Regions from separate parts of the Homo sapiens genome. Here all the other regions are linked to region 1. Evidence: chromatin loops called from intact Hi-C (ENCODE). Cell type or tissue: endothelial cell of umbilical vein. All regions are shown on one strand. Each heading gives the region's core, and the rest is flanking DNA. Links, peaks and the distances in the headings are about the cores only. Region 1 has its middle 41 kb from the start of BNIP3. Region 2 overlaps BNIP3 (BCL2 interacting protein 3). Region 3 overlaps PPP2R2D (protein phosphatase 2 regulatory subunit Bdelta).

Evidence for each region. Peaks named below come from ENCODE experiments on the same cell type or tissue, not always from the same donor. Only the 100,000 strongest peaks of a DNase experiment are listed, where the experiment ranks them.
Region 2: it touches region 1 in a loop (8-fold over the local background); 29 of 110 quality-filtered maps call a loop at or near these places.
Region 3: a loop joins it to region 1, with 5 times the contacts of the local background. A loop is called at or near these places in 4 of 110 quality-filtered maps.

The regions. Positions count from the first base shown.
Region 1 is chr10:132,017,789-132,028,228 of GRCh38, reverse strand. No RefSeq gene overlaps it. Among named protein-coding and RNA genes, the nearest start is that of BNIP3, 41 kb to the right of the region's middle. RefSeq lists an enhancer at 8,104-8,775. In endothelial cell of umbilical vein, for the core only: a CTCF peak has its summit at 4,980 (motif pointing right); a DNase peak (open chromatin) is centred at 4,978; H3K27me3 peaks cover 635 bases.
Region 2 is chr10:131,970,618-131,981,057 of GRCh38, reverse strand. It overlaps BNIP3 (BCL2 interacting protein 3), which reads left to right. Exons shown (of 6, transcript NM_004052.4): 2 at 7,115-7,265; 3 at 7,940-8,024; 4 at 10,088-10,194; 5 at 10,271-10,420. It also overlaps a transcript of PPP2R2D not described here. Among named protein-coding and RNA genes, the nearest start is that of BNIP3, 6.1 kb to the left of the region's middle. RefSeq lists an enhancer at 7,921-8,791. In endothelial cell of umbilical vein, for the core only: no CTCF peak of the experiment used is centred there; a DNase peak (open chromatin) is centred at 8,367.
Region 3 is chr10:131,942,420-131,952,859 of GRCh38, reverse strand. PPP2R2D (protein phosphatase 2 regulatory subunit Bdelta) reads right to left here. Exons shown (of 9, transcript NM_018461.5): 6 at 8,715-8,892; 7 at 7,401-7,565; 8 at 5,069-5,330. Among named protein-coding and RNA genes, the nearest start is that of BNIP3, 34 kb to the left of the region's middle. RefSeq lists enhancers at 3,876-4,377, 7,076-7,905. In endothelial cell of umbilical vein, for the core only: a CTCF peak has its summit at 6,399; DNase peaks (open chromatin) are centred at 4,739 and 6,329; H3K27ac peaks cover 3,935 bases.

The DNA.
Region 1 (10,440 bases), core at 2,467-7,466:
GCACCTGTAGTCCCAGGTACTCGGAGGGCTGAGGCAGGAGAATCACTTGACCCTGGCTGGCAGAGGTTGCAGTGAGCTGAGATCATGCCACTGCACTCCAGTCTGGGTGACAGAGCGAGACTCTGTCTCAAAAAACAAAAAGAAAAAAAGAAAGAAAGAAAAGAAAAAGAAAAAAGGTCTTGTGACATAAAATTATATCAGTTCAATGTCTTAGCAGCAAGTAACCAAAAAGGAAGAAAAGAAAAAACCCTCCAACACACTTAAAGAATAAGCAAATCTATCACCTCACATAGTGAGAAATCCAGAGATAGGGCAGACACCAAGACTGGCTGATTAAACATCTCCATATCATCATCACCAAAGACACAGGCTCCTTTCCCTCTTACCCCATCCTCAGCCTAAGGCTGATTAGCCACATGGTGCCAAGGTGGCTGCAGCGGCTCCACACATCACACTCAGTAATGACAGGGACCAAAAGAAGGGATGAACAGCCTCTTTTCTCCGAATCCCTGGAGCAGGCTTTCCTTCTAAACCATCTAAACCCTTCTAAGCCATCATTCATGAGAGAGGCAGTATAACCCTGGTCAGCTCAGCTGACTCATCCATGTGGAATGAATGTTGGGGGTCAATCATGTGACCACAACAGATACTGAGTTTAAAAAGCAGAGACAAGAGAGTGGTCATTAAATCCCTCTCATCATATTTGCCTGCATGTGCTAAATGGAAATAGACGTCCATAATTGGAAATTACTGTGTTTGGGTGGTGATTGTGGCATTATTTTCCTTTGTGTGAAATGTTTGCCACTAGTATTGGTGCTTCACCCTTTTTTTATAATTCTGAGGTGCCAGGGCATCAGTGCTGCCACGTGACGGGCAGTGCCGGTGCTGACAGAGGGCTTCCTTCAGCCTCAACCCCTTTGTCTCACATCTTTGTCTTTGCCTCTGATTCTCCCAGGTAGTGTGCAAATGTGCAGCATTTACAAGAGCAGTCATCGGTGGGGCTCTCCCCAAAGTCTCTGTCCATCTGTCTCTTTTACAGCATGATCGGCATGTGTAAAATGTGGATAATGATTCCTGTCACTTCCTACCTCCAGAGGTGGTTGTAGGGACAAGGATTTGTAGTAGATAAGAAAGGTCAGGCATGGTGGCTCACTTCTGTAACCCCAGCACTTTGGGAGGCCGAAGTGGGCAGATCACCTGAGGTCAGGAGTTCGAGACCAGCCTGGGCAACATGGCAAAACCCCATCTCTACTAAAAATACAAAAATTAGCCAGGCATCTGTAGTCCCAGCTACTGGGGAGGCTGAGGCAGGAGAATCGCTTGAACCCAGGAGGCGGAAGTTGCAGTGAGCCGAGATCACACCACTGCACTCCAGCCTGGGCGAAGAGTGAGTGAGACTGTCTCAAAAGGCACGATGGCGCATGCCTGTAATCCCAGCACTTTGGGAGGCCAAGGTGGGTGGATCATGAGGTCAGGAGTTCGAGACCAGCCTGGCTAACACAGTGAAACCCCGTCTCTACTAAAAAATACAAAAAATTAGCCGGGCGTAGTGGTGGGCACCTGTAGTCCCAGCTACTCGGGAGGCTGAGGCAGGAGAATGGCGTGAACCCGGGAGGCGGAGCTTGCAATGAGCCGAGATCGTGCCACTGCACTCCAGCCTGGGTGACAGAGCGAGACTCCATATCAAAAAAAAAAACAAAAACAAAAACAAAAACAAAAACAGTAATAGATGAGAAAGCGCTTGAGCTGTGGAAAACTGTGCAGGAAATAGTCATGCCATCCAAATCTATCCTGGAGCCTTCCTGTCCCCTGAAGATGTTGGAAAAGGTGCCTTGAATTCATGCCTCGTGGAAGCACAAAGCATGCTTCAGCCTTTTTGGTTTCTGAGACTCGTGTGTCTAATGATCACTCTACCACGGGGCTTGTGACTGAGGGTGTGGTCGTGTTGTTGGTTCCATATCACAATCCTTTTTTGATAACCTCATTCCTCTATCGTTTCCAACCCAAATACAAAATTTTCATGGGAAGGAGAGATTTGCTAAGGATCCGACAATAATAACCGCACAGGCAATCTTAGGCATCTTTGCTCCTGGAAAGGCCGTTGGCCTCTACCCCACTGTGCATGCATCCCCCTTCCTGCTCCCTCCCACCTCACTTCCTTCTCACCTCTCTCTAAGACCACCCTCTAAAACTCCAAATATTCTGGGTTATATAGAGGAGTGTTTTGTGAAATGTGGTCCACACACCCCAGGTGTTCACGTTAGGTTGGGAGGGGAGGTTTGCTTGGTAACCGAAGATGCCTAGACCTCAGCAAAGACCCACGGTCATGATGTGAATATCCGCTGGGATCGTTATAAAAATAAACATTTGTCTTATATTTTTATTAGATTATTTGAACGAACCCTTTCATAGAACGATGAAAATGATGCTAAGGGCTGGGCGTGGTGGCTCATGCCTGTAATCCCAGCACTTTGGGAGGCCGAGGCGGGCAGATCACCTGAGGTCGGGAGTTCAGGACCAGCCTGGCCAACACAGCAAAACCCTGACTCTATTAAAAATACAAATATTAGCTGGGCGTGGTGGCGGGTGCCTGTAATCCCAGCTACTCGGGAGGCTGAGGCAGGAGAATCGCTTGAACCCGGGAGACAGAGGTTGCAGTGAACCAAGATCGCGCCATTGCACTCCAGCCTGGGCAACAACAGAGTGAGACATTGTCTCAAAAAAAAAAAAAAAAGAACAAAAGAAAATGCTGTTAAGATTTTTTAAATCTCCTTAAACTCATCAGAGAAGTGATGAGACGGCAAGGACTTACTAGGCCAAAAATCTAAATCGAAGCAGGAACAAGATGGGTGGGCTGAAGACGGCAGCTCTTTTTACTACGGGGGCATTCACCTGCCCCAGTGTACTTAAGCATAGTTCTTAATGGTCTTTCAGGGCAAGAGGCACAAGAGTAAAACGCCAAGCCAGTGGGGAGTGTCGGAGGAAGCCCTCTCTCCATAAAACTGAGAACCCCAAAGGCTACACCCCGAGGGTAAGGGTGAATCAGAGGTAACACCCCCCAACCCCACATCATCAAGGGATGGCAAGACAAGCGGGGCAGGGGCAGGAGAAAACCCTTTTCAGAGAAGACAGAGGCATGAGCCAGCCACGTCCAAAGCTGCATCACACGGGTGACCTGGATCACACCCATGACCGAGAACTCTTTAAGCCTGTAATTTAATGTAATTAATGTAAAGTGGTCCCAGATTACCACGGCCCCTGGGCGCCTGGAAGAAGCAAATGCCAGCCTCTTTAGAGGGACAGCTTCGTGCAGGGCTCACAGGACACCTACAAGCAATTTTTCAAGGACAGCTGAAAACAATCATGACACAGAAAATAAGGTATTATGGGAGTGAATCAGATAAGAAGAAAAACAGGAGAAGAAATAGGAGGGGGTGGGTGGGAAGGAAAAGACAGACAGACCTAGAAAGACTTCAGATATTCAAACTACCAGACAAAGATATTAAAACTATGCACACTATGATTAGAGACATGAAAAGCAAGACGAAATTTTCTGGGGAAAGACAGGAACTGTATAAAATAGACTAGCATATTTGAAAAGCAACTCAATAGAATTTCTGGAAATGAAAAAATATAATAATCAAAATTAAAAACCAGGTTTAACAACAAATTAGCCACAGCCAAAGAAAGAATTAGTGAACCATAAAACAGGTAGAAGAACCCAGAAGCAACCCAGAGATACAAAAAATTAAAAATCAGAAAGAGAGGTTAAGAGAGATGGAGAACAGAGTAAAAAAAAAAAAAAGTTTAATATATGTTCAATTAGTGTTCCAGAAGAGATCAGACAGGAAATAGCCAGAAGCAATATCTGAAGAGGTAACAGTTGAGTCTTTGATGTACTGGTAAAAGAAATGGGCTGGGTGCGGTGGCTCATGCCTGTAATCCCAGCACTTGGGAGGCTGAGGTGTGCGGATCATGAGATCAGGAGTTCGAGACCAGCCTGGCCAACATGGTGAAACCCTGTCTCTACTAAAAATACAAAACTTGGACCAGGCATGGTGGCTCACGCCTGTAATCCCAGCACTTTGGGAGGCCGAGGCGGGTGGATCAGAAGGTCAGGAGTTCAAGACCAGCCTGGCCAACGTACTAAAAATACAAAAATTAGCTGGGCGTGCTGGTGATCCCCCATAGAATCTTCTAGAGACGCAAACCCCATGGCACCGCCTCTGCTGGTAAACCTCCAGTGGTGTCTCATTATCCTCTGGTTTAGTCCAAAATGCTTCCCAAGGCCCACAGGGCCCCCCGAGACAGCATTTGCTGATTCTGCTCCACAGAAAATGAACGGGTTTCACTTTCTCAAACCCTCCTATTTTTCCGTAGACTCCGGACCCTGGAGCATGTTCCTCACGGGAAGAAGAACGGTCTCCCTCCTGCGTTCCGGACTCAGCGTCGCCTCCTTGGGGATCCTTGAGGGGATGGGCAGTGACTCAGTGGATGAAGCCGCACTTCGTTGCATTCAGTTTCAGAAAACACGGCACTGTTTCTGGATCAGGCTCTTCAAGGGACACGCACTCCCCAAGCCGCATGACCAGAGTATCCACAGAGGCGAGTGAGTCTCCACCTGGCCCTGCTGCCCCTTCTGGCTAGTCCCTGCCCTTACTCTCCCAGAGGCACCCATTTTTTCTGATGATTTTCCCCATAGATTAGTTGAGGGGAGCTTCGCATCCATGCAATCCGTGTGCTGTTCTGTGGAAGGTTTCCAAATTGCCACGCGCATCAGTGGCGTGCTCTTATTTATTGCTGGAGATTGTTCTCTTGTACAAATTTGCCACGGTGTATGTATCTATTCTCCTGTTGAAGGACACCCGTCTGCTTTCCAGTTTGGGGCTATTACAAATAAAACGGCTGTAAACGTCTTCTTGCGCACAGCCTCCTGTCACGGGCACGCTCTTGCGACTTTCAGGTCTCCCAACCGTGGACAGCAGAGGGCGTCGGCGAGCCAGCGAGCGGAAGCCAAGCGTCCAGAGCGCCAGGCTGTCTCGGAAGAGGAAGCTCAGTGACCACCTTCTCAGGAATAGATCCAGGAAGAAAGGCGTCAGCATATTCCAGATATTAAGGAACTTTGTTCGATACGACAATTTCTTTTTAGAGACAGGGTCTCCATATGTTGCCCAGGCTGGTCTTGAACCCCTAAGCTCCGGTCCTCCAGCCACGGCCTCCCAAAGTGCTGGGATCACAGGTATGCACCACCATGACTGGCAGACAGTTCATTTTTTTGAGGTGGAATCTCGAACTGTTGCCCAGGCTGGAGTGCAGTGGCTTGATCTTGGCTCACTGCAACGTCCGCCTCCCGGGTTCAAGGGATTCTCCTGCCTCAGCCTCCCGAGTAGCTGGGATTACAGGTCCCTGCCACCATGCCCAGCTAATTTTTTGTATTTTTAGTAGAGACAGGGTTTCACCATGTTGGCCAGGCTAGTCTTGAACTCCTGACCTCGTGACCCACCCACCTCGGCCTCCCAAAGTGCTGGGATCACAGGTGTAAGTCACCGCGCCTGGCCAACAGATCTTAATTATCAGGGAGCTGGTTATTGCAGGAATCATGACCAGTGGCCCAAGTGTGGTAGGTTTCATCACCAGCAGGGAGGCCCCACATGCGGGATGTGGTGAGTGACAGGGCAGGGGAGCAGCAGGGGAGGCCCTCACGCCCTGCAGGCCTCACTGCTGCTGCCCATGGGGCCACACTCAGAAAACGCCGTGCTGCTGGGCTCCCGCGGCGTCTCTCACAGGATGCAACCCAGATGCTGCGGCGCAGAGATCCTCTGACACGTTCTTCCTGGTCCACTCTGCGGGGGACGTCCTTGGACCACCAGCACCGCCCCTTAGCGTTCCTACAGCCTCCGGATCTCACCCGGGCCTTGGGTCCTGGGTGTGGCTGTGTCCCTCCCAAGTGTCCTCTGCTGGAAGCCACTTTCGACGCTAAAATGGAAAGCAGAGTGGTGGGCAGGAGGGCATCAGATGCCGACAGACTGGTTCCAGCAAGAGTGGAGTGACTTGGTTCACAGTGCGGCTTCCAGAGTCATCGAAACCTTGTTTAAAATGCAGAGTCCGGCCCCCTCCCCAGTAATCCTGAGGTCTGGGCTGGGACCTGGGAATTGGTCATTTGAACTCGCTGACCAGGCCACATGCAGCAGGTTAGGAAGCTGCAGGTCTGAGCGCCTGATGAGTGTGGGTTGGAGAGGGCAGGTGTGGGGTCCTGAGCGACCAAAGGGACCCACAGGGGACGGGGAGCAGGCAAGGAGTGCCACGTGGGTTGGCCAGCCTGTTCCCACCAAGGCCAGCGCCCGGCACTCACTGTCATAGTGCCAGACACACTGCCCTTTGTTCTGGATCCCCCTCCACCAACACCTCTTCCACCCACCCCACCCTCTCCCCGGTGATGAGCACGTGCTAGGCTCACACGTGCTGTGTGGAGACATCTCTCCTCCCAGCCCTCCCAGGCCCCGAGCCTCAAGCTCTCCTGCAGCCGCCCCTGTGCACCTGGGCGTCTCTCTGCAATGCCTGCCTCTCCCGCACCTGGACCCACACCACACAGCAGCCGTGCAGCCTGTGCCCACAGCACTGCCATGGCATCCATCAGAGAGAGGAGGCCCAATGGGATAGATTGAGGAGGGCCAAGTGTGACACCTTAATGACATGTTCATTTCTGGCAGCAGCAGCATCTCAAAGTGCCCTGTAAATGTGGGCATCAAACCCGAGGCAGGACAGGTAGTCAAGGAAGTGACCAGGTCCTCGGGGCATGGCGACCATGGTGACCGTACGGTCGACACAGCAAGCCTCAGCATTGGCAGTGTAATGGAGCTCATTTGAGCACAGCTATCTTCAGTAGGGACCTTCCCCTCTGGAGAGCACGCGCACTGTGAGCTTACCTGTCCTCACACCGACCCTGGCGTTGAAGACGCTAGTGAGACAGGCGACGTATGAACAAGCGTGGACGGGTACTGCGCGTGCGCACCTGGAGGAGCACCCGGAACAAGCTTCCCAGCAACGCCTCTCGCACCTCCTCATGCGTAATCATGGAAGACTCCCATAGAGGGAATCTCCCTCCTTCCAGTCTTTGCCGTCTCATCCTCATGAGCAGCCGACCCCGAATCCTCTCTTTCAGAGTGTACTGCCCATTCTGCACCAAACTTTTCTCATATTATTTTTCTTTTGCACTAAATCACTATACATGCCGCCTCCTTTGCTGTGTGTCTCTTGCTTAAACTCCCTTAAACTAAGAAGACAAGAACTGAGATCTCACAGCAACCATCAACTAAACTACCCATCAAGTTGGCCCCCAAAGCTGCTGAGCCCTGAGAGAAGCCTCAGGGGAGCACGATGAAGTCTGTCCTGTGAAGACACGAGTCCCTTAGAGAACGCGCACACCCGGCAGATCAGTGGTAACAAGGGAGCAGGTGCTCAGTGAGTCTCTAGGCAATGACCGCTGCAGCATCTGGAGGAGAGTGTGAGCCCGAGGTCTGGGCCAGGCTTGGGAGGACTCAGGAGGCAGAGAGAAGAGCCAGGGCACTGGGGCCAGGCTTGGAGACGAGAAGAGCAGGAAGAGCTCGGCAGAAGAGGGCTGCCTAAGAGAAGAGCTCGGCAGAAGAGGGCTGCCTAAGAGACACAGGTGGAGGTTGAGCTCCTGGGTTTTTACCCAGAGGAACTGGAAACGTGTCCACACAAAACCTGCGCGTGGATGTTTACAGCAACTTTGTTCATACTCACCAAAACTTGGAAGCTGCTGGGATGTCCTTCAGCAGGTGAGTGGAACCATCAGTTGTGATTCATCCCATCAAGTGTGGTTCAGGGTTAGAAAGAAATGAGCTATCAAGCCAGGAAAAGACATGAAGGACCCTTAAATGTACATTACTCTGTGAAAGAAGTCAATCTAAAAGGCTACACACTGTATGATCCCAACTCTTTGACATTCCAGAAGAGGCAAAACTATGGAGACAGTAAAAAGATGAGTGGTTGCCAGGGGACAGGGGAGGGAGGGAGGGAGGAACAGGCAGAGGATAGAGGACTTGGGGCAGTGAAAGTGCTCTGCGTGTTACTGTCGTGGGGGATACATGTCATTACACATCCGTCGAAACCCATAGAATGTCCAACACCAAGAGTGGACCCTAACGTGGACTCTGGATGATAGCGATGATGGCAGAGGCGGCCCATCTGGAGCGGTGGCTGCCATCATGCTGGGTACAGTGGGGAGGTGTGGCTGGGGCTGCATATGGGCTGCACACTCCACAGAGCCGGCGGGAGCCAGGGACAAGTGGGATCCCTGCCCCTTCTGAGTTGATCCCTGCCCCTTCTGAGCAGGAGCTCTGTAGGTGCAGCCACAGCCAGCCAAGTTGTGGCTGCAGACCGGAGCCTGCCACTACAAGGAGCAGACAAGAGCCCTGCCCACCCCCATCAGGCACAGCTGCAGCTGCCCAAGTCATGGCTGCAGACCTGGGCCTCCCTGTGTTCTTAGGGGGACTGGAGCAGGCAGGAGCCCCGCCCTCCCAGGCTCAGCTGCAGCCACCCAAGTCACAGTTGTAGACCTGGGCCTCCTACTCCATGGAGAAGGCAGGAGCCCTGCGGCCCCCACCCTCCAGGCGCAGTTGCAGCCGCCCAAACTGTGGCTGTGGACCCAGGCATCCCTGCACTCTTGGGGGCCCAGGAAGGCATCCCCCTGCCCTCACAGGCTCAGAAGTGCCTGCTCCCACTGCCTGGCTTCTCCCTGCTTTCAGTGTTCACTCCAATCTCAGAGCAAAATTGGGGCCAAGCCCGGGTGCTGTCACAGCCCGGTTGGGTGTGCATGCACGTGGAGCACTGCTGACATGCCAACCCCCTGCTGCCTGGCCCCCTCCAGACTTTGGGCATTGACGAGCTTGGGAGGGAAGCCGATGGGGTCTGAGGGCAGGTCTGTGCTGGCCTGCAGGCAGCCCTTGGCACCTACAGCCTGGACACTATGAACAGCAGCAGGAGGCAGACAGGCTCCCGGATGGAAGGGGGTGGGTCCCTGGTGAGAGCCCACCTTTAGGCCAGGGAGGGCCTGAAGGCTAGGGGCAGGGCTGCCAATCCTGCAGACCAGAGAGGGGACTTGTGGTGCCTTTTCCAGGCCTGCCCATGGCCGCCCATGGACCAATTGGTACGCACTTCCTCCCCTCTGAGGCCCATAAAAGCCTGGGCTTAGCCAGAGCTGAGCAGACGTTGGGATGAGCAGTTACAGAGAGGAGCTACTCACTCCAGGGCCTCCTGTGAGCTATTCTGTCACTAAATGAAGCTCCTCTTCACCTTGCTCACCCTCCATTTGTTCACATACCTCATTCTTCCTGGACACAGGACAAGAACTCAAGACCTGCTGAATGGCAGAGCTGAAAGAGTAGTAACACAAACAGGGCTGAAACACACCCCTTGCTCTCCATGTTGCAGGTGAAGAGAAGGAGAAAAGAGCTGTGGCCCTTCAGGGAGCCCAGTCCTCGAAGCTCCCTGAGCCAGGGCTGTAACTCCCTCTTTGGGGCCCTGTGGTTCCTGGAGTCTCCAAGCTTCCAGCACCACTGCATTTCCCAGTGGCAGCCTTGGAAGCTGCTTGCAGTGCACCTGGTCCAGCCACAGCCTCACAGAGAGCCAGCGCCCAGGCCAGAGCCAGGCTGAAGAGAGAGGATTGGTTGAGGCCAGGAGTTCAAGATCACTCCGGGCGACATGATGAGACCCCATGCCTACGCACACACAAAAATAATAAATTAAAGTTTATTAAAAAAAAAAAAGAAAAAAAGCAGGTGAGGCCTAGTCACAAATACAGATGAGAGCCCAAGTCCACGTCTCATGCTGAAGATCTGACTTTACCTGCCTTTGGTGTCTCTTTAGATAGTTCCTCTCCAGCAATTTAAGCTGCAAGTGTTTAGCACCTCTAAGAGTCCCACAATGAACAGCATCCCTTTTCCTTGCTTGAGTATTGAACAGAGAGAGAAATAAAACAAAAGCAGATGGAGCCCAAAATATTCCCCTTGTTACTGGCAATGGCTAATTTGAGCAGTGGCTGAAAGTCAGAGTTGAACAGTTAACCAAACCCCAGAGAGGAAGACACCTTCCCAGATCGCTGTGGGTCCCCAGCCCTGGGCACCCCTCAGCCCCTCAGGCTCCTCATGCCCCTGAACCCAGCCCAGGCTTCTGAGGTCCCAGGATGGCTCCATGTACAGCACACTCCCAGGGAAGGAGGCTCAGACGTGGGGACCCCCCACCCAGGGAAGGAGCCCCAGAAGTGGGGACCCTCTCCTAAGGAAGGATGCTCAGAAGCGAGGACCCCCTCCCAGGGAAGGAACCCCAGAAGTGGGGGCCGTCTCCCAGGGAAGGATGCTCAGAAGTGAGGACCCCCTCCCAGGGAAGGAACCCCAGAAGTGGGGACTCTCTCCCAGGGAA
Region 2 (10,440 bases), core at 5,309-10,308, 50 kb after region 1:
TTCGCAAGACCATCCGTTCACGCAGCGGGAAACGCAGGCCCGGGGTGCAGGACTTGCCCCACGCACAGCCGGGTGGCGTGGAGACCCACCCCACCCGGTGGGTCCGCGTCAGAGTCCAGACGAGCCTTTGCTCAGGGAAGCGGGCACTGAAGCCGCCTTCCCAGGGTCCCTAGGGCCAAAGCCTCGGAGGAGGGACCTGGTGGCAGCTGACCTTTGTGTTCTTTGAAGCCAGAGTTTACTAAGCAAAATTAGCATGTAAATAAGCTTGGGAAAGGACTGCTGAAACCTCTGACAGTGAACTTTTAATCTTCATTGAGAGTTTTTAAAACCATATATTCACATAAATTTAGTGAGTTGCTAATTTTATTACAAAAAAAAAGATTTTACTAGGCAGGACTTAGTTACCGTAATATATTGAATAATATATATATATACATATGAACACTACAAGCTTTTTTTTTTTACCTTTTTTTTTTTTTAAGAGACGGGGTCTCACTGTGTTGCCCAGGCTGGTCTGAACTGGGCTCAAGCGATCCTCCCGCCTCGGCCTCCCAAAGTGCTGGGATTATAGGCCTGAGCCACCAGGCGCGCCTGGCCTAAAACCATATTCTTTAAAATCCTGTAATTCGGATTTTTCCTCTTGAAATTTAAACATTGGCTAATTACTATTTTGAAATAGATTAAGAGGTGTTTTCCTATCTTTTGTCATAAAATAAAGTCCAAGGGATGTTTTTATAAACTCTTTGCCATAAAATCACCCATTTTCCGGTTGTGAAGCCGCGTTACTCCTGACATTGTGCGTTTCACTGTCCGGCTGGGATCTGGGCGCTGGGAGGTGGAGGGGGCTCCGGGGGGCTCGGTCCTCTCTCCAATATGTAACTTACACAGGCTGCTGAGTCATTGGCAGTGCAAGGCGGCCAGCGCCGGAGTTACGAGATTTTTGTTTTTCTGTTTTGTTTATTCTATAAAAAGATAGTTACCCGCGGGGTGGATCCCATGTAGGCGATTCCTTGGGCCGCCCTGAGTGTCCGCGCGGCAGGACGGGGCCACTGTGGGCTCGGCGTGGGCGGGGTTGGCCGGTCCCGCGGGCTCCAGCTGCCTGCAAATCCGGGACGGAGCGGTGGCTCAGGCAGCGCTCACCTCTGCCTGTCCGATTTCACTGCCCCTTGTTGACCTCGGAACAGAGAACAATGGGAGCCTTGCAGCCAGACCCACGGATGGAAGCAGCAAGCACTCTCTCCTCTGAGTGTACCCTCTGGGGCCAACTGCTTTTCCTAAAGAGTTAATGGCAAAATGGGCTGATTCTGTTCCTTTCTATCTCTTGATCATTCTAGCTAAAGTTGTTGACTCGCAGGATGCTCGTATTTGTCCTTTTCCTTTTTTTTACAAGCCCAGTCTTACTCCCCCAGGCTGGAGTGCAGTAGCACAATCATTATAGCTCACTGTAGCCATGAACTTGGCCCTTTTCTCCTAGACATGTCACTGCTAACATGCAGGAGAGGTAGGATTCTGTGACGAGACCGTGTCACGGTGGCGGGGGCATCACTTCCTTGAAGGACCCACTGTCTTCACCAGGAGGGCATCAGTTCAGTAAAGTGCATGCCCATTTACTCTGGAGGGCCGTGTTTAATAATCCAAGCCCTCACCTCTTCACCCACTGCTGTGTCTGCAACTGGCAGATGGTTCTCTCTCTTGTCAGAGGCAACTCACCATGGGCAAAGTTGTATGAGGGGAAAAGATGTTTTCTACTTATTTTGGAGTGGAGTTGTAGCATTGTGTGCTTTGAGACCTGAAGGGGTTGCAGACATCGAGATTCTCGTCCAAGACTTGCATTTCATAGATGGTCACAATGAGGTTCTAGAGGTGGAGTGAAAGATAAGGCTGGCAACAACACTTAAGGAGAAGCCAAGGTCTCTGCATGAGGCAGCAGTGGGATACCTGGAGCCCAGATGCCTGAGGCTGCGTGCAATAGGCCCTGGAGGGTCCTGGAGGAGAGGAGGCCAGAGGTCCTGGAGGCAACAGGAAGGTGGAGGGAAACGAGCCCCGTTGGAAGCCAGGGACCTGATTTACCTACCCAGCTGACTTGATACTTGAAATCTTTTGTCAGGCGGGTCTCTTTTGTTCTCTCCCCACTAACCTGAGAAGCTTTAAAGGTAAAACAGCAATTTCTTAGAGCCCACCTCCCCTGGGGAAGAAGCCCTTTGTATGGTTTTGGGGTGCTAGTTCCCTCGGGGGTTCACAGCTCCTCTGCTTCAGGTTTTTTTTCTGGGATGCTGCCTCCCTCTGTTCTGACATTTATCCCAGAGCTTTTTCAATCTATTTGCCTGGATTCCACCCCAGCATCCCAAATAGTCACTTTCAGAGTGGGCTGAGGCTAGGCTTTTGGAGAACAATGAAAAAACACCACAGGTGATTCTCCCTTCATAGCCAGAGTTGAGGTTGTCACCCCAGGTTAGGGCATAGGGTGGCCTTGAGAACTTGGCCCTGTGTTTACTCCACGTGGGGCTCGTGGCTGTGGCCCATGAATCCATGTTGAGGAATGGGACCCAGGGAGTTGCCCTGGGACATACAGAGGGCAGTGAATCGAAGGGATTCCCTGGAGTCTGTCACTGGAGGGAGAACTGCTTTGGGCACCTAGAAAAGCTGGATGTCAGATGATTTTTTTTTTTTTTTTTTACACAAAGTGAGAATAAGAAATGGATTAAGAACTCTTGTTGGACTGTATTTTGTCTCTGAGGCAGACCTATCAGTTTTCTTTTTGTACTGTGATATAAATATTTATAGTCTAGGCTTTTCAAAATCTCATCTACCTTGATATAGGAGGGAGGTAAGATTTACTGGCTGTGTGTCTTGTTAGCAATGTAAATTATAAGTGAGTGAGGAGGGGGAGGAACATGAGAGGGACGCGAAATGAGATTAGGAAGGAGGGCTTTTCTTGCAGCAGCAACAGCAGCACCTTTCCGTCTGGGGCCTAATTATACTACAGTGATTTGAAGTGTAAACTGCTTGTGATTATGAGCAAGTTTTCTAAGGTTATTAAGCAACCTTACTGTAAGCCCATCTTTCTTTGAAAAGGTGAACGATCCGAGTGGAGAACTGTAACACGTGAGTAGATACACAGCACGCTCCATTCTCCAGGAAGTGCCTTCCTTTCCTACGCGGTTGCTGTGGGTTAATAATAAAACTCCTGTCCCTTAGTAAATCATTCCTGGGAATACAGCTTTTGGGCCCAAAGTCATTAGCCATGGACAATCTGGAGTGAGTTTTTTTTCCTTGTTTCCTGGATTTTTAGGTCCTTTCTGGGGTGATGTTTAAAAAGCACTGCTTTGGTTCGAATGTGTTCCTCCATGTTGCCAGTGGGATGGTAGTAAAAGGTGGGCCTTTAAGAGGTGGCTCGGCCATAGGGGCTCCTCTCTAGTGAATGGGATTAGTGCTCTAAGGGGCTGGATGGAGGGAGGTGGGTCCCTCTGTAGCCTCATTGAAGGGATGAGGCAGGAAGGCCCTCAGCCGACACCAGATGTTGGTGCGTGGATCTTGGACTTCCCAGCCTCCAGAACAGAGATCAGTTTCTGTTCGTAAATCACTAAGTCTGTGGGATTCTGTTGCAGTAGCGCAGAGGATGACAGAGATACACTTGTCTCTCCTTCATCTTCCTCTCCCTGTTGTCTTCAGCCTGCCCCTTGTGTGATAGATTACAGTATGTGTTTGGTCTTGACCCTACCTACTTCCTGGTGCAGAGCACCTAAACCCCTGGGGCTTCCTGAGCAGTGTCTTTTTTTTTTGTTTGAGACACAGAGTTTCGCTATTGTTGCCCAGGCTGGGGGGCAGTGGCATGATCTCGGCTCACTGCAACCTCCCCCTCTCAGGTTCAAGGGATTCTTCTGCCTCAGCTTCCCGAGTAGCTGGGATTACAGGCGCCCACCACGCCCAGCTAATTTTGTATTTTTAGTAGAGACGGGGTTTCACCATGTTGGTCAGGCTGGTCTCTGACTCCTGACCTCAGATGATCTGCCCGCCTCGGCCTCCCAAAGTGCTGGGATTACAGGCATGAACCGCTGTGCCAATAAGTGTCTTAAGCATGTTTATTAAAGAAAGTAAAACAGTAAAAAGATGGTGACTCCATAGGCAGAACAACCTGACCAGTGTGTGCGTTATTCATAAAGTCACCCTATTAGCAGTGTACTCCAAAAGTGCTCCTTGGTTAACCATTTTTGGTGTAAGTTGTAAGGAGCCCCTTCAGAATACACTGCTAATACAGTGGCTCAAGGGTGGCCCCAGGATAGTTACTTGAGGTAGAAATTCCCAGGGCAGCCCCTCCTAGGAGGGGAGGGGACTGGAGATGGAGATGGGGGAGCCATGAGGTGCGGGTAGCATGGTTGGGGTTAGGGTTGGGACATGTGGGGTAAGTGGGAGTCTGGTTGCAGAGAGTGTGGTTGGGGTTAGGGTTGGGACGTGTGGGGTAGGTGGGGATCTGGGCTGTATGTCATTTCCATTTGTCTGCCCTGGAATTGTTTCTGGTAAACTGATAAATGTAAGTAAAGAGTTTTTCTGAGTTCTGTGAATTGTAGTAAATTACTGAACCTGAGGCAGGTGTGTGGGATCCCCTGAGTAGGTAGAGGCACTGGCAGAAATACGGGTAACCTGGACACCCCATTCTCTGCTTGCATCTGTGGGAACAGTCTTGTGGGCTCCACACTAAGTCTAGGTAGATAGAATGGAATTGAATCGTTGGACACCCCGGTGGTGGTGACTTGGTGTCCCACATTTGATGTTAAGAGTGGCATCAGAGAAGAGACACCACACCTTCAAGTTGCATTTGTGTTCCATATCGTCAGATAGCTGAACAACACTTTAGTCAAGTAAATTGAAGCAGGCCCAGAATCTGAATACTGTAGATTCAGCGGAGAAAGACAGCTGGCCAAAACAGAGGCTGTGGTGCCGTTCTCTCAGGGGCAGGCCATGGCTAGCCGGCCGCATGGCATCTTGAACCGCAGAGAGGGAAGGAGGGCTAGTGAACATCAGAGTACTTGGCAATACTGTCTGGTCAGATGAGCGGCTTCAGGAATGGTGTGGTCTGTACATCTCAGAAGGCACCATGTAGCCTCTGCCAGAGTGTGGGGCAGACTGGCCTGGGCCTTTCTCCTCCATTGAGCTCCAGGCTCCGAGACAGACCCTGGCTTGCCTTTGTATTAGGGATGTGCTTCGTGTAGGCCAGGACATGAGGCAACGTGAGAGGCCAAAGAGAACAATCATGCGTTCATTTGAAAATTTGTGTGATCATTTCGTTAGCAGCTTACTGGGAGACTGTTGATGGCATAAGTTGCAAATCCACTTTTCCTTCCTGGGCCTTCGGTTTGCTTTTTTCTGGTTAATATGAAATAGACTCTGCAACAAGTGGCGTATGGAGCCTAGGCCAGCCCTCTTTCAGGAGAGATGCCTCGTGTGTGTGGAAAGCTGTGCACCTGCCTTTGCTTCCAGCGAACATGACGGATGAAGAGGCTGCTCCTTTCCCCCTAATTGCATGGTGTTATTAGTGCTGTGTTGGTTTAAGGACAGTCAGCAGCTCAGGGTGATTATTCTGCTTACTAAAATTATAGTGACTGCAAAAATGAGATAATTCCATTGTTCTCGTCCATAAGTTTCCCTGTCTTTTGTGGCCTGCACTTTCCTCCCACTGCACTCCATCCTCCATACGCTACCAGAGGAAGCTCCTACCAGATTTGCTTTAAATAAATAAACCTATGACACAAAGTAGAGAGATTATCTGGGGCCCAGAAATAGACGTGTGCCTATATGCACGCTTGATTTCTGACACAGGAAGCAGCCAGCGCAGAGTGAGGCGGGAGCTGTCTGCAGTAAATGGGGCATCCGTCTCACATCAATGGGAAAATTAATCCATGTAGATTTTGGATCTAAATGTGACTGTCATAACAGTAGAGCTGTGTGAAAATAATAGAATAGAATATCTCAGCTCAGGAAGGGATTGCTGCATTTGACTGAATTAAAATCAAGAACTTCTGTACATCAGAAGACATCAGAAGTGAAAAGAACAAGCTACCGAGGGAAAGTTACTTGCAACATATTTAAATGCAGAAAAACATATATCTAGAATACAGAATTATCCCAGAATTGCACTTTTAGCAGTAAGGGAACGGGAGCAGCGTTCCAGCCTCAGTTTCTATTTATAATGGTGACATGGAAAAAATACTGCTGGATGCCCACAAATAAGAGAAAGACAGATAATAGAAAAGAATAAGAGATTCGAAGAACCAGTTCAAAAAAGATGCTATCCAGATGGCTAGCAAACTTGTAAAACCGTCTTCAACCTCGTTAGAAATTATATAAATGCAAAGTAAGCCACACGATGCAAGTCATAGAGGCTGGGCATGGTGGCTCACGCCTGTAATCCCAGCACACTGGGAAGCTGAGGTGAGAGGACTGCTTGGGCCCAGAAGTTCGAGACTAGCCTGGGCAATATAGCGAGACCCCATCTCCTAAAAAAAATAGCCAGGAGTAGTGGTGCATGCCTGTAGTTCCAGTTATTCCGGAGGTGTCAGCTAGAGGATGGCCTGAACCCAGGAGTTTGAGATTATAGTGAGCCTTCATCGTGCCACTGCACCCCAGCCTGGGTGACAAAGCGAGACTCCGTCTCGAAAAGAAACAAAAAATAGAGCTTAAACCTTTTAAAGAAAACTTCAAATCCCTTAAGCTTATGTTGACATTAGTGTTGTTGTTGTTTTTTTTAAAGACCTCTTTTTCCAAATAATAGCCTTTTTCTTATAAAAGCTCACTGCAAGGAAGTATTCTAATTGGATTCTGTTGACTCAGCAGAGTTATTGGACATTGGCTTGGTATAAAGGGACTGCAAGAGCTGGACAGATACATGGTCTCAGCCCCAGGGGGCTTCCTTCCTGTACCCAGGGAGTGTGTGCGTGGACAGTCACTGCCATGAGAGTGGGCAGAGGGATGTCTTCAAGTCGGGGTTGAGGGATGGTTCCTGGTGTGGCACCATTGCTACCTCTTGGAAATGGAAGGGCAGGCTGGTTAGATATCAAGAGCAGATTCCAGAGTGGGTAGAGAATTCCATCTGCGCCCCTTTTTTTGTCCCCATCAGGCTCCTGGGTAGAACTGCACTTCAGCAATAATGGGAACGGGGGCAGCGTTCCAGCCTCGGTTTCTATTTATAATGGAGACATGGAAAAAATACTGCTGGACGCACAGCATGAGTCTGGACGGAGTAGCTCCAAGAGCTCTCACTGTGACAGGTAGGCGCGCATCAACAAGTGTATGTGTTACAGTGCCGATGTCTTCAGTGGGTGACAGTCACAGCTGGAAGTGCCCGTGTCACCTCTAGGACAGTGGGCTGCTGTTCGCCTCGGGCCGCGTTCTGGACTGGCTCCTGCTGCAGTCCGTCCTTATATAGGAGCCTCGCCCTCTTTGGGGATGCAGTGACCTGGGACTTAGTCTGTGGGGAGCCATGTTCAAGTCATCAGTAGGCAGCGGAACAGCCACAAACCCCACTCTGAGAAACGCACTCACGCGCCTCAGCGGGGCTGTGGTCGCAGGAGGAGCGGTCCCTGGTTAGCAGTACTTCTGAGTGACTCCAAGGTAGAGTGGCCGACAGTGGTCAAAGGTCGCGTGCCCTTGAGAGCTGTGCAACAGACCCAGACCGTGAAGGCGGCAGGTGACAAAGCCAGCTGCTTGCCAGTTGCCCCTGCGTCTTCTCTGGAAGACTGGCTAGCTCACTCCTGTCGTGCTCAGCCAAAAGGGCTGAGGAAGAGTTTGGCTCTGGCAGGTGCTGGGTGGAAGGGAAGACGCGTACGCTGACTGGCTAGAGCCCCTCATCACGGAGGCGGTTCACTGCCTTTGGGGTTTGAGCTTCTAATGATAGAATGTTCACATGATGTTCTGTTTTTCCCATTCTATTCACATCGCCAAGCCCACCTCGCTCGCAGACACCACAAGATACCAACAGAGCTTCTGAAACAGATACCCATAGCATTGGAGAGAAAAACAGCTCACAGGTAAGCTGGAAGGAGAATGTGCAGTTGTAAAAGTATTTGTGATCTGTTTGTACAGGAAACGGTTTTAAATGTAATTGAGCACCTCAGAGAAAAGTCGGGCTTTAAGGGTGTTTCCTGCTTTAAAAAAAACAAAAAAGCGAAACAAAAAAACCAAGAAACTGTGGGTGGGAACATCCACAAGCACATGGGCTGGACACTCAGCTGAGCGGGGGAGGCGCCGAGTGGGACAGGCAGCGGGGGCCTCCTGTCCCTCCCTGCCTGCCATCAGGGATACACCGGAAAGGAGGAAGGGCTCCCTGGTGGCTGCAGCCTAGAGAGGAGGGAGGGACCATTGGAAGGGGTGGCAGTGAGCCAGCTACTGGCTGGTCTTTCCTCGTGGTTGCTGGTTGGACAGTGAGTGGGTTTTAATATTTGCATGCTGTGTGGGACTCAGGAGTTACCCACGGGGCCATCTAAGGCCATGTGGCCACTGTGGCTGTGACTCTGAGGTGTCTTCCTCATTAGACACTCACTACCTGCCGGAAATTACACCCTGTGCCTTTCCTAGCATTAGTCCTGAGCTAACTGGTGCCGGAGCAGTGTAGCATTAGCGGCTGATCAGCCTGATAATTTAGTGTAAGATCACTTTTTCTTCTTTTTTAAAAAAGTTTTTTTTGTAGAGACGGGGTCTCCCTGTGTTGCCCAGGGTGGTCTTGAACTCCAGGGCTCAAGTGATCCTCCCAAAATACTGGGACTATAGGTGTGAGATACTGTGTCCAGCCTAAGATGACTTTTCTGTTAACAGCTATTGAATGGGCTTTACAGAGCGGCCTTCAGCATTGTTGTGAAAGCGGAGTGAGTCTTAGAGGAAAAAGTGTACCTGGGGTTATTGCCTTGGTGTACTATCGTTCTCCCTTCCTACTCCGGCACAGATAGGGTTCGAGGCAGTGATCAGTACTGTCTTGCTCAGTTATATCTGGCAGTGCCTTACCTTGCTGCAGATGAGATGCGCGATGTGTTTTCTTGGGTGTTCGTTGCTGGTGAGAACTTTGACGACGGACTGTGTTCTGTATTTTGGAAGCTCTGTGAGGAAGCATGGCCTTCCAGGCAGGGTTAGTAGCTGACCCTTCCGTGCTAGCGCTTCCCTCAAGGCTTTCTTCACCAAGGAAACAAGGAGTCCCTGTTACCCAGGCTTTCTCAGGGACATCCCCTGGCCCCACTCCGAGGGGCAGCATGATTTCGGGAGCCCCAGGAGCCCTGGCTGTGGGTGTGTGGGTGCATCCAGGGCGTGCGGCCTGCTCCTGGGCACTTGGGGCTGTACCCAGCTTGGGTGTACCCAGATGTTTGGTGGGTTTGGGGAGCTATATTCTTGAGTATTTTCAATTTTATTTCTTTTTTTTTGAGACAGGGTCTTGCCGTTTTCACTGTTTTACACAAAACTTCCCCTAGTTTTAAAAGGAATTAGATGTTCAGGTACAGAATTTTGAAAATGCAAAAAAGTAGAGAAAAACACTTAGACTCTCAGATTTAAAATCCTCTTTAATGTTTCGTGCTGTTATATAATTCTGAGGATTTGGCCGCAGCTGTGGTTATGTGGACATTTCTGCCTTTTCCCTCCTGCTTATCCCGGAAGCATCTTGTAAACCTGCTCACTATACAGTGTCCCTTCCTTCGTCATGTCCCTGTTTTGAGCCGTTTTCGGCTGTTTTCATTTTCTTTTCTTATAACCAGTGCTGCCGTCACCATCTTTGCCCTCATGTCACGTGACTTCCCTAGGACAGTGTTTGCCGCTGTCAGTACCCCCAGAATCTCACAGTGAACCAAATGTATTTACGCCCTGAGTGGGGCTCCCCCAGAGGTGATCTGTCCCTGGAGGCGGCGAGCGTGCTGTGAGCCGGGAGTGCGGCGCGGCCCGGGGAAGGCCCCCAGCCCCAGGACTCCCCTTGGACCACGGTCCGAGGCACTGACATGTGCCTCTGGGCTCTTGAATTGAGCCTGCGGATCTGAAGCTCGGGTGGGAGCTGGGTGCTTTCCCGTGTCACGTGTGGTACACTGATCTGCCTTTAACATTGACTTTATCTTAGTCTGAGGAAGATGATATTGAAAGAAGGAAAGAAGTTGAAAGCATCTTGAAGAAAAACTCAGATTGGATATGGGATTGGTCAAGTCGGCCGGAAAATATTCCCCCCAAGTGAGTGTGTTCTCAGTGTCACGGGGGCACCCCTTGACAGAGGACACATCAGCTGACACGTTTCTTCCCGCCTCAGGGAGTTCCTCTTTAAACACCCGAAGCGCACGGCCACCCTCAGCATGAGGAACACGAGCGTCATGAAGAAAGGGGGCATATTCTCTGCAGAATTTCTGAAAGTTTTCCTTCCATCTCTGCTGCTCTCTCATTTGCTGGCCATCGGATTGGGGTAGGTGATGTGACTGTGTG
Region 3 (10,440 bases), core at 2,037-7,036, 75 kb after region 1:
CCGCAAGTCACTGCTAAGACAGTGAACCCCACACACACACCCGCAAGTCACTGCTAAGTGAACCCCCTGCACACCCGCAAGTCACTAAGACAGTGAACCCCCCGCACACCCGCAAGTCACTAAGACAGTGAACCCCGCACACCCGCAAGTCACTAAGACAGTGAACCCCCACACACCCGAAAGTCACTAAGTGAACCCCCCCGCACACCCGCAAGTCACTAAGACAGTGAACCCCCCGCACACCCGCAAGTCACTAAGACAGTGAACCCCCCGCACACCCGCAAGTCACTAGTGAACCCCCCGCACACCCGCAAGTCACTAAGACAGTGAACCACCCGCACACCCACAAGTCACTAAGACAGTGAACCCCCCCGCACACCAAGTCACTAAGACAGTGAACCCCCGCACACCCACAAGTCACTGCTAAGACAGTGAACCCCCGCACACCCGCAAGTCACTAAGACAGTGAACCCCCGCACACCCGCAAGTCACTAAGACAGTGAACCCCCCCCACACATGCAAATCACTAAGACAGTGAACCCCCCGCACACCCGCAAGTCACTAAGACAGTGAACCCCCGCACACCCGCAAGTCACTGCTAAGACAGGGACCCCCCAAGTCACTGCTAAGACAGTGAACCCCCCCGCACACCCGCAAGTCACTGCTAAGACAGTGAAACCCCCTGCACACCCGCAAGTCACTGCTAAGACAGTGAACCCCCCCGCACACCCGCAAGTCACTGCTAAGACAGCGAACCCCCCTGCACACCCGCAAGTCACTGTTAAGACAGGGACCCCCTGCAAGTCACTGGTAAGGTGGTGAACCCCCTGCACACCCGCAAGTCACTGCTAAGAGAGTGACCCCTCTGCACACCAGCAAGTCACTGCTAAGACAGGGACCCCCCTGCACTGTGTTGCCACTCTGGAAAGAAAGATGGTCTCCTATCCCATCCCCAGTTGGGGTCCTCACTTGCTAGAGTACATATGTGTCATCCCCACACACATTTATATTTTGTATACAGATTTTTTTTGTTTTTTTTTGAGACAGAGTCTCACTCTATCGCCCAGGCTGGAGTGCAGTGGCACAATCTCAGCTTACTGCAACCTCCACCTCCAAGGTTCAAGCGATTCTCCTGCCTCAGCCTCCTGAGTGGTGGGATTAAAGGCATGCACCACCATGTCCGGCTAATTTTTGTATTTCTAGTAGAGATGGGGTTTCACTATGTTGGTCAGGCTGCTCTCGAACTCCTGACCTCGTGATCCGCCCTCCTCAGCCTCCCAAAGTGCTGGGATTACAGGTGTGAGCCACTGCGCCTGGCCAATAGTTACAGATTCTTAAAACAAAACCGTCTTGTATGTCTTAAACATGTTGTATGTCATTGCACCGTACGCATTCCTCCTGAATTTTCTTTGTGGATTATCTTTGTGAGATCCACCTAGGTGATCCATGTAGTTCTAATAATTGATTCTCACTGCTTTTCAGTATATGTTATGATAGAGAACAACTTACCTGTCCATTCCTCTAATGATGCACCTGTGGGCTGTCTCCAGTTGTTTGCTATTTCAGGTATCTGAGCACGTTTTCTTGTCTGAACATGCAAGAAGCTCCCAACCCGACTGAATGTCACCAAGGAGGTCACAAGAAGGGTACTGGGTAAGACCACTGGTCTCCACCCTCTCCCCCAAACCATCATCATTCTGATGGGCATGAAAGGACGTCCCTCTGGCTTTACTTGCTGATCACTAAGAAGGATGAGCATTTCTATTTATTTTTCCATTTCTGCGAAACCCCATTCATGGTTTTTGCTCTTTTCTGAGTTGTTTGCCACCTTCTTGTTGACAACTAATTCTGCACCTATTCTGGATACTTAATCTCTGTTCGTTATCCTTTTGTGGATTTTGTTTTCACTTTTAATTTCAATATAAAGAAGTTTAAAATTTAATGTAGTTGAATTTCTTAATGTTTTCCTTGGGCTTTTGGGGCCTTCTTAAAGAAGCCCTTGTTTCCAGAGCTCACAAAGATGTCTTAGGCTTAGAAACACTCAGAGCTTATTTATTTATTGTGTGGGGCTGGTGAGGGCTCTAATTTTTCTCCCCCAAACACAGATAACTAAGGCCGTCCAGGTGGCAGAGCTTCAGAGTTTGCACTGCTCTTCCCTGCAGGCTGCGTTCCTCTGCCTATCTGTCTCAGCCCCTTTCTGCAGGGCCAGGCTCCCTTTACAGCTCGCTCTACTGAGTTTCCTGTTGTGATACATTGTTTCCCATTTGAAAATGCCTTTATCACAAGCAGATTCTTGAACGAGCATCTACTTCAAGGCTTGATTCTAAGCTGGCGGTGGAGAGTAAGGAGTCACACTTGCTGGATCTGTCACACGGCTTCTGGCTCCCACTGTGGCCGTGGCAAAGCCGAGTCTCAGTCTCGGTGTCCGCTCTCAGAGGTAATTTGCGTTTTTTCCTTGGGTGCATTTAAGATATTCTCTTTGCGTTTGGTGTCCTGCAATTTCATTATGAGATGGATGGATGCTGTGCTCCCGATCCTGTGTATTCAGGCTTTCATAATTTAGAGAAAATTGCTGGCCACTGTCACTTTAAGCCTCACACCCCCAAACTTTGTTTAAACGTGTGCTGTGCCTCACCCTGGCCTCCACGGTTCCTAGTGTCTCTTGTTTTCTGTTTGGCTCTTTAGCCCGCATTTCTTCTGGTTTTCCTTTCCATCCACTAATACAAGATCTGTTTAGCCAAAATGGACCTGCTGCTAAACCCACACAGTTTCATCTGTCATACTTGTCATTTCTAGATGTTCTCTGACTCCTTTCCAGTCTCCACGTCATGTTTGGCGGTCATGTATCATACTTGTCATTTCTAGATGTTCTCTGACTCCTTTCCAGTCTCCACGTCATGTTTGGCGGTCATGTATCATACTTGTCATTTCTAGATGTTCTCTGACTCCTTTCCAGTCTCCACGTCATGTTTGGCGGTCATGTATCATACTTGTCATTTCTAGATGTTCTCTGACTCCTTTCCAGTCTCCACGTCATGTTTGGCGGTCATGTATCATACTTGTCATTTCTAGATGTTCTCTGACTCCTTTCCAGTCTCCACGTCATGTTTGGCGGTCATGTATCATACTTGTCATTTCTAGATGTTCCCTCTGATTCCTTTCCAGTCTCCAGGTCACGTTTAGCGGTCATGTGGCTCCTGGTTCAGGCTGTTTCCTTCCTCTAGTCTGTGAATATCTCAAGCATTCTTAGTTTATCTTCTTTAACTTAGGATCTCAACAGCTGCCTTCTCGGAGGTTCAGTTCTGCTGTGGTTCTGCTGACTTGCTCACGGTGGCTTTTCCTGTATGTGCTTGGTAATTTTCACCTGTGAGCTCATGTTTAGATGATTTTAATGTGACGAAATCCAGAGAGACCTGGGTGTGCTGGCAGCAGCTACCCAGCATGCGTGTTCTCACGGAGTTTGCCAATGCCATTCTCTCCACCTGGGCCACTTCTCAGGGCTGTGCTTCCAGCAAGCGGCCTTGAGGAATGAGGTCATGTCTCTTCTAGTCAAAGTGCAGGTGTGTTTACTGCCCGCTGTGAAAGCAGTGGGGTTCTCCAAGCTCAGTGTGCATCAGCCACGGCCTCAAGTGTCCACCCGTGGGGAACCCAGGCCAACGAGAGGCTCATGCTGCCAGCTGTGCCATGAGAACCCGGGAACCTCATGTCTTCAGTCAACATCCGTGAGATGCTACAGGCTGGCAGGTCAGTCTGCAAACAGAGTAGAAGCCAGATCTGGAAACACGCCGGTCCCTCCCGATGCCCGCACACAGCCCTCGTGGAGGCAGGAGCTCCACAGTGTGAGATTTTACAGATCATGATGTAGCTGGCACAAACCCAAACTGCAAACCCTTGTGAGGGGAGGTTTTGCTTCCACTTCTCAGGGCAGTGCTGGCCACCCCCATGCAAGGCCTCAGACAGACAAACTGCCCTTTGGACCCTATCTGCCAGTGGAGGGAGACACCATCTTCAGGGGTCCCTGTTCCAACTCTACACCTCGTGTGGGCCAAGGCTTCAGCTCTTGAAAATTACCAAGCACATACAGGAAAAGCCACCATGAGCAAGTCACCTCGTGTGGGACAAGGCTTCAGCTTTGCACCATAACCTGCTGTTCACAGGGGCAGTGGTTCCTGCTATGGGCTGATGCTCCTGAGGCCAGCCGGGGCTGCAAGGCTGCTCTCGGAATAGACGCCTTCAGAGGCTGCCATTCTGGTTTCAGCTCCCTCTTAGTTTCTGGCCGTTGTGAGATTTCCCTTGCTTATCTGTGAGCTCAACTATGCACCTGAAGAGACACCTGCTGTATCATATCCAGCATTTCTAGGTGTTTATGCCAGAGGGTTTTGCAGAATATCCAGTCAATCACTTATTGCCAATAGACTCCTCTGTTCTCTTGAATTCTGAACAAAAATTCTATATAAAAATGGTGCAAGACAATCTTCCATCATCTGAAACGTAACTTTTTGCATAATAAAAAAAACGTAACTCTCAACCACACTAATCATAGCTATCTTTAAAGAATGTATACAAAATAAATTATCAAGGTACTAGAACCATCACATTATAAATTACATTGGTGTTTCAGACCAGCCATGACCACGCTGTGTCTGGGCATGACAGGCAGTGGCTCTGGGGTGTTTTCATCTACTTCTCTCCAGAAGGAAAGGCAGACTGCAACGCGGTCATTCCAGTGAGGTGAATCACTTCCCCACTTCCTTCCTTTTCACTCATTATCAGCATAATAAAAAGTAATACACTATCATTCACTAAGCATTTAACACATAGCCGGCCTGTACCTAGTGCTATACTTCTTGTCTAAATATAAATGGAATGACAAGCTAGGTGAGAAACTTGCTCAGAGATCCTATTTTCTCTACCTTGATACTATCATCCATCAATCAAAAGGTCTGGAAAACAACACCCTATGAGCGTCCTCCTCTGACGCTGGAGGACAGCTCGCCTCCCTCACTGACCTTGCACTCTCGGAAACCAGCAAGCTTGGGGCGACAGCTCATCTCCACGCAGGCCTTACCTATCCGAACCGTTCCAGCAACACTCAAACTTGTCAAAGATGCAGTCGTTCTCATAGAGAGAGCAGAGCTTGCTGCGCAGGTACTCGTGGACCTGGTGGGTCTCCACCGGCCTGCTCTCCATGTTGAGGTCCCACACCTTCACCGACAGGTAGTCTCTGGTCATCATGTACCGCCCACTATGACTGAATTTTACATCGGATATGGATGAAATTATTTCTGAGAAGAAGGACCTACTGCTGGGATCTTCAGGCTCTTCAAAAACTGAAAAACAAAATAAAATGTTTTCAGCTTCTGTTTAAAAATCAGAGAACAAATCATTTTCAAGTTCAAGTAGGAAGTGGCCCCTTCAGAGAGACTCTGGAAGGGCTTGGCCTCAACACTAGGTCTTCTGATCTTTCTGATTCTCTAGGTTTTCTGATCTTCTGTGACTTCCGTGGGCAAGAGCTTCGGATAAGACATTCTAGCACCAGCTATGGACAAGGGATGGGCATGAGAAGCGTAGACGCCCAAGTCTCACCCGGACCCTGAATGAGAATCTCTAGGCAAGGTCCTGGGCACTGCCATCTGTGGGAGCTCCTCGGGGCATCCTGATGTGTGCCCAGGTTCAGCACCACCGCATTCCTGTAGGAGTGTCTCCGCGTCCTCATGGCACCAGGCCCGAGCACGTGAAATTCTATCGCATACACATCACAGGAAGACACAAACAGCATTATATGGTCATGCAGACACAGCGGTCTGTGCCTCTAAGAAACTGCCTGCTTTTTGGAGGGTCGACAGTTTGTGGGTCTGCAGGAGTGACCACCTTGACTGGCAACGCTGTGGTCCTGATTTTAACCACCAAGACGGTCCCGCCGGTCAAAGCCAGCCAGCCAAGGTTTGTCTCCAATACTGAATATACACAAGCTCTACTGTGACAAAACTGGATTCCTATTTTCAGAAAGATCCTCCCGCCTCAACCTCCAGGGTAGCTGGGACCACAGGTGAGCACCACTGCACCTGGCTTGTGCTTCCTTGACCTGAAGCTGCTTTAGGTTTTTTCTCTTTTTTCTTGATGCAGGAGCCTGTGTTTGTCGGCTTAGCATCTGAAATTAACTTGAAGCCAGCTGTGCCGACGCCAAGCATTTACTCAAATAAATCACTCTGATGACAAATAGAACTGGAATCTGAAATTATTTACTCAAGAATTTTATGCTTAAGATACAGGCCAAATGCTACGAAACACTCATCCTCATCGCAGGAATTCTAGTAGAAATACGAATTCTTAAAAACACACTCAACCTCAGGAAAGAGAACAGGCGAAAAGGCTGCTGCACACGGTCCATGGGCACATTCCACCGAGGCACTGGGGGCGCCGCTGCACATGAGCAGCGGCTCAGTCTGGTGGGATTGACTGGCGGCTTCCCCATCAGAGGAAGTCACTGGACGTGTGTCTACCTGCTGGCACTGGAGGAAGGGTCAGCAATGTTTCAGGACACTGGGACACGCTGACTACAGTGCTCTATAAAGTCAAGCCCATTCTTTATGGCTAAAAATAAAAACAAAACCAGAACCTCCCTCACCTAAAAGGAGCTTGAAAGCTCACTGGATTAAAATGCTAGACTTTCAGCTAAGGGAAGTGGCTTCCAATCCAGCCAAGCTCAACATGAACAGGAGCTCATTCCAACAGCTGGGAATGGCCTCCTGTGTGCTGGCGGCCTCAGCCCAGGTCTCACGCACAGAGGCAGAGGCAACGGGTGGCTCTTGGCGGGACTCAGTGCTGGCAGCCTCTGAGGAGACACCCAGGCTCTGGGCAGAAGTGACCCCGCTTCTCGGTGGTGCCAAAAGCACACTCACCCTACAGCCATAAGCCTGTGGGAAGCATGACCTCGAGTTCCACTTATTAGCAGCAGCCTCTGACACAGCCACACTCGGACGGCCCCAGCAAAGGAGGGCTCCCCAGTTGTGCAAAGGCACTTGGGGAACAGGAAGAACTCTCTAAGTCTTTGGAGTGTCTGAAGAACAAGTGGCTCTAAATGAGATGCTTTAAAAGACGCCAGGCGTGACCAGGTGCGGTGACTCACACCTGTAATCCCAGCACTTTGGGAGGCCGAGGTAGGGGGATCACCTGAGGTCAGACCAGTCTGGTCAACATGGTGAAACCCTGTCTGTACTAAAAATACAAAAACTAGCTGGGCATGGTGGCACCTGCCTGTGGTCCCAGCTACTCGGGAGGCCGAGGCAGAAGACTTGCTGGAACCCGGGAGGCGGAGCTTGCCGTGAGCCGAGACTGTGTCACTGCACCGCAGCCTGGGTGACAGAGCCAGACTCCATCTCAACAACAGACGCACTTACACTTGGAGTGTCTGTCGCACAGGGCCGAGGAGCGCATGTCACACAGGCGGATGGTCCCTTTGCTACTGCTGTAGACGAACACGTTGCACTGGTGCGGGTGGAACTCGGCTGCAGTGATGACTTCGGTCAGCTCCTCCATGTTAGCAGGCTTGATGTCCACGATGTCTGGGAGTGCATGGTTAAGGCACAGTGCTCAGCTCAGCTGGTTGTTAATTAGTCTACATTCAGTCACGCGAAATAGGACGCCAAATAATCCACGCAGTGAGGTTTAAGGGATTAGCTATTAAGAAGGCTGGTTACACATCCCGAATTCCAAAGGAGCGCCTGGTAAGGGGATTGGGATGAGCACACTCAGACTACAGCAACGCCCCGGCCCAGGGGGAGACACAGACAAGCGAACACCGCTTTCATCTTGCTGCTATTATTAATGTTATACAGAAAGCCCTTAATAGCAAGATAGTACATACTTAATCATATAAATAGGAAAACCAAGCTAGTACCATCTGTGCAAAATCCCACACTCCCACACAAAACTACAACACAAGAATGCCGCCAAATTCCAAAAGATGCTGCTCTTCCTGACATGAAGAGCTTATTCTGTGTAGCTAGAACAGATCCAACAGAAATCCTATACAGAAATCCTTCAACTGAAAAAAATAAGAAAGGGCAGAATTCAGCTGTGGGCCAATTCAGACTAGCAGTCCCAGTTTCACCCTTCAAGCTGAAACAACTAAGAAAACCAACATACGACATGGAACCCCAGCTCAAGCCACTGGACAGCAGAGGGAGGACGGCAGGGACCCTGGAGAGGCTGCAGACGAAGCAAGCCCCATGCTCCCGGCTGCTGGCTGGAAAGGGGCCCATGTGAGGAGGGCTGGGGCCACCCAGACTGTGCACAGCCACAGAAGAACACAGGTTCTAACTGGAAGCTGCTGCTCAGATGGGTGATTAAACACTGCTCTAACCTAAGCCAGTATTTTCTATTATTCATTAGCAAATTTAGAAAAAAAAAAAGAACACATAATGTTGGTTTTTCAAATGTAGCCTATTTAAAACTGCCTCTGATTAAACCAGGCAGGCAGTGGACTTCAGGTAATTCCCATTATACAGATAACTTTTTCCCAAAGGTAGAAAGAAATTTGTATTTTTAGGGACAAACATTTCAAATCACAGAGAACTTACATCACAGGCTGCTGTGCAGTGATGGTATTTACAAGACTAGACTCCGAGATACAGGTGTATAAAGGGACGAGAGAAATTACTATCTAAAGAGCACCCTCGGGAAGACGCCAGTGTCCCTCTGAGGAAGGATACTAAAGCTTCTATCTGTGATTTCTAAGTGCCATAAATTAATTCTCAGGTCATCTGCAGAAAGATATGTTTCATGATCACTATTTACTGAAATGGAATTTATATGATATGTGTGAGCATTTGCAAAAATTCGCCGTGGACTCGCTTCTACCATAAGATCCATGGGCTTCAATATTGGGACCTAAAAATGGAAGGAAATAGGAATTCAAAACAAAGATCACAGCAGCACATAATTAGAACACTTATAGTAGATAACGAAAGAGGACAAGTTTATATTCATGGCTAAGTAATAATTCTGTACAGGCAATACCCCCAAATAACCAATTAGCAGAGTTATGAAAATATGCTACAAAATGGAATACTGTCTATTCCAAGTCTTCCCCTTGCTTCCATTACCGAGGTCGACATGTTCCTGCTGAAGAGAAGATCAGCTGGCAGGGTAACAAACTGCCCAGGCACCGAGGCCTGCGGCTCCCTCTCCTGTGTGTCCTCCAGTGGCCACACTGAGGCGCTGGACAGCAAAGTCCTCCTGGGTGGCTCAGCTGCACCCCTCCCTTTGTCCTCTCCTTGCAGCTAGATGCACACACCTCTTCTCACTGCACTAGGACTATGCTTCTCGGTGCAAACCCCACAAACCTCCACTGGCTCCAGGTACTGGCAGGGTGCACAGCAGGGTGCTGGGGAGCTGAGGATATTCCATTTCTTGGTCTGGGGCTGGCTACATGGGCATGTGCACCCTACAAACATTCATGGAGCTGGTCACTTATAGGGCAGATGTCTTATCTGGAGGTATGTATTATATATTACACTTCACTTGAGGTTAAAACAAAAAGTAGAAGGTACCTCCCGCCCCCATCTCTGTGTTGAGTGCTGTGGTCAGGGAGGCTTCCTAGGGAAGCCCAATTCGCACAGAAATAGAAAGGACAGAGAGGAGTGGGCGCTGGCTGCAGGCCGCCTATGGTCAGAGGTGAGAGCTCAGGCGTGAGGAATAGCATCACACATGAAAAAAGGAAAAAGGCCTGTGTCTCACTAACATCCAGCTGGAAGAAAAACATAAGCTTTAAAATCAAAACAAAAAATTAATGATAGTATTTTTTGTTATTCTTGTAATTAGAAACCAAAAGGGAGAGCCTTGAAAGCTTAGGGGAAAAAGAAAAGCTCTCAACTGAGTCTTGTCTGGCTGAATTCTGTAAAAAACCAACTTGGAAAAGTGTGTGTAGGGAGGCTTCCCTCATTTTAACCCAGGTAGTGCTGACCACACCCTTGGATTCTCTAGAGCAAGAAGAGTCAGTTCTACCAAGTTCAGGCTTAAAAACACACACCTACCCCAATCCTCTAACAAATTTCCCATTAATCAAAACATATGATAGCTGCAATACTTACAAAGATTCCTTCTTTTATTGAAAACATTTTAATTTGCATATAAAATAATTTGCTTTCATTTTTAGAGATGGGGTCTGGCTATGTTGCCCAGGCTGGTCTTTGAACTCCTGGGCTCAAGTGATCCTCCCATCTCGGTCTCCCAAAGTGCTGGGATTACAGGTATGAGCCACCATACCTGGCCAAGATTTCTTCTTTTAATTATATCCCTTTTCTGGCACTAAAATAATTTAAGAGCAAAAATTTAAAAACAGCAACATGTCTGACTCTTACCCAGTTAGGCTCAGATACATAAATAGCCCACTCTGAACTGTTAGAGAGGTAAGATCTCAAATACCGACCTAAGTCA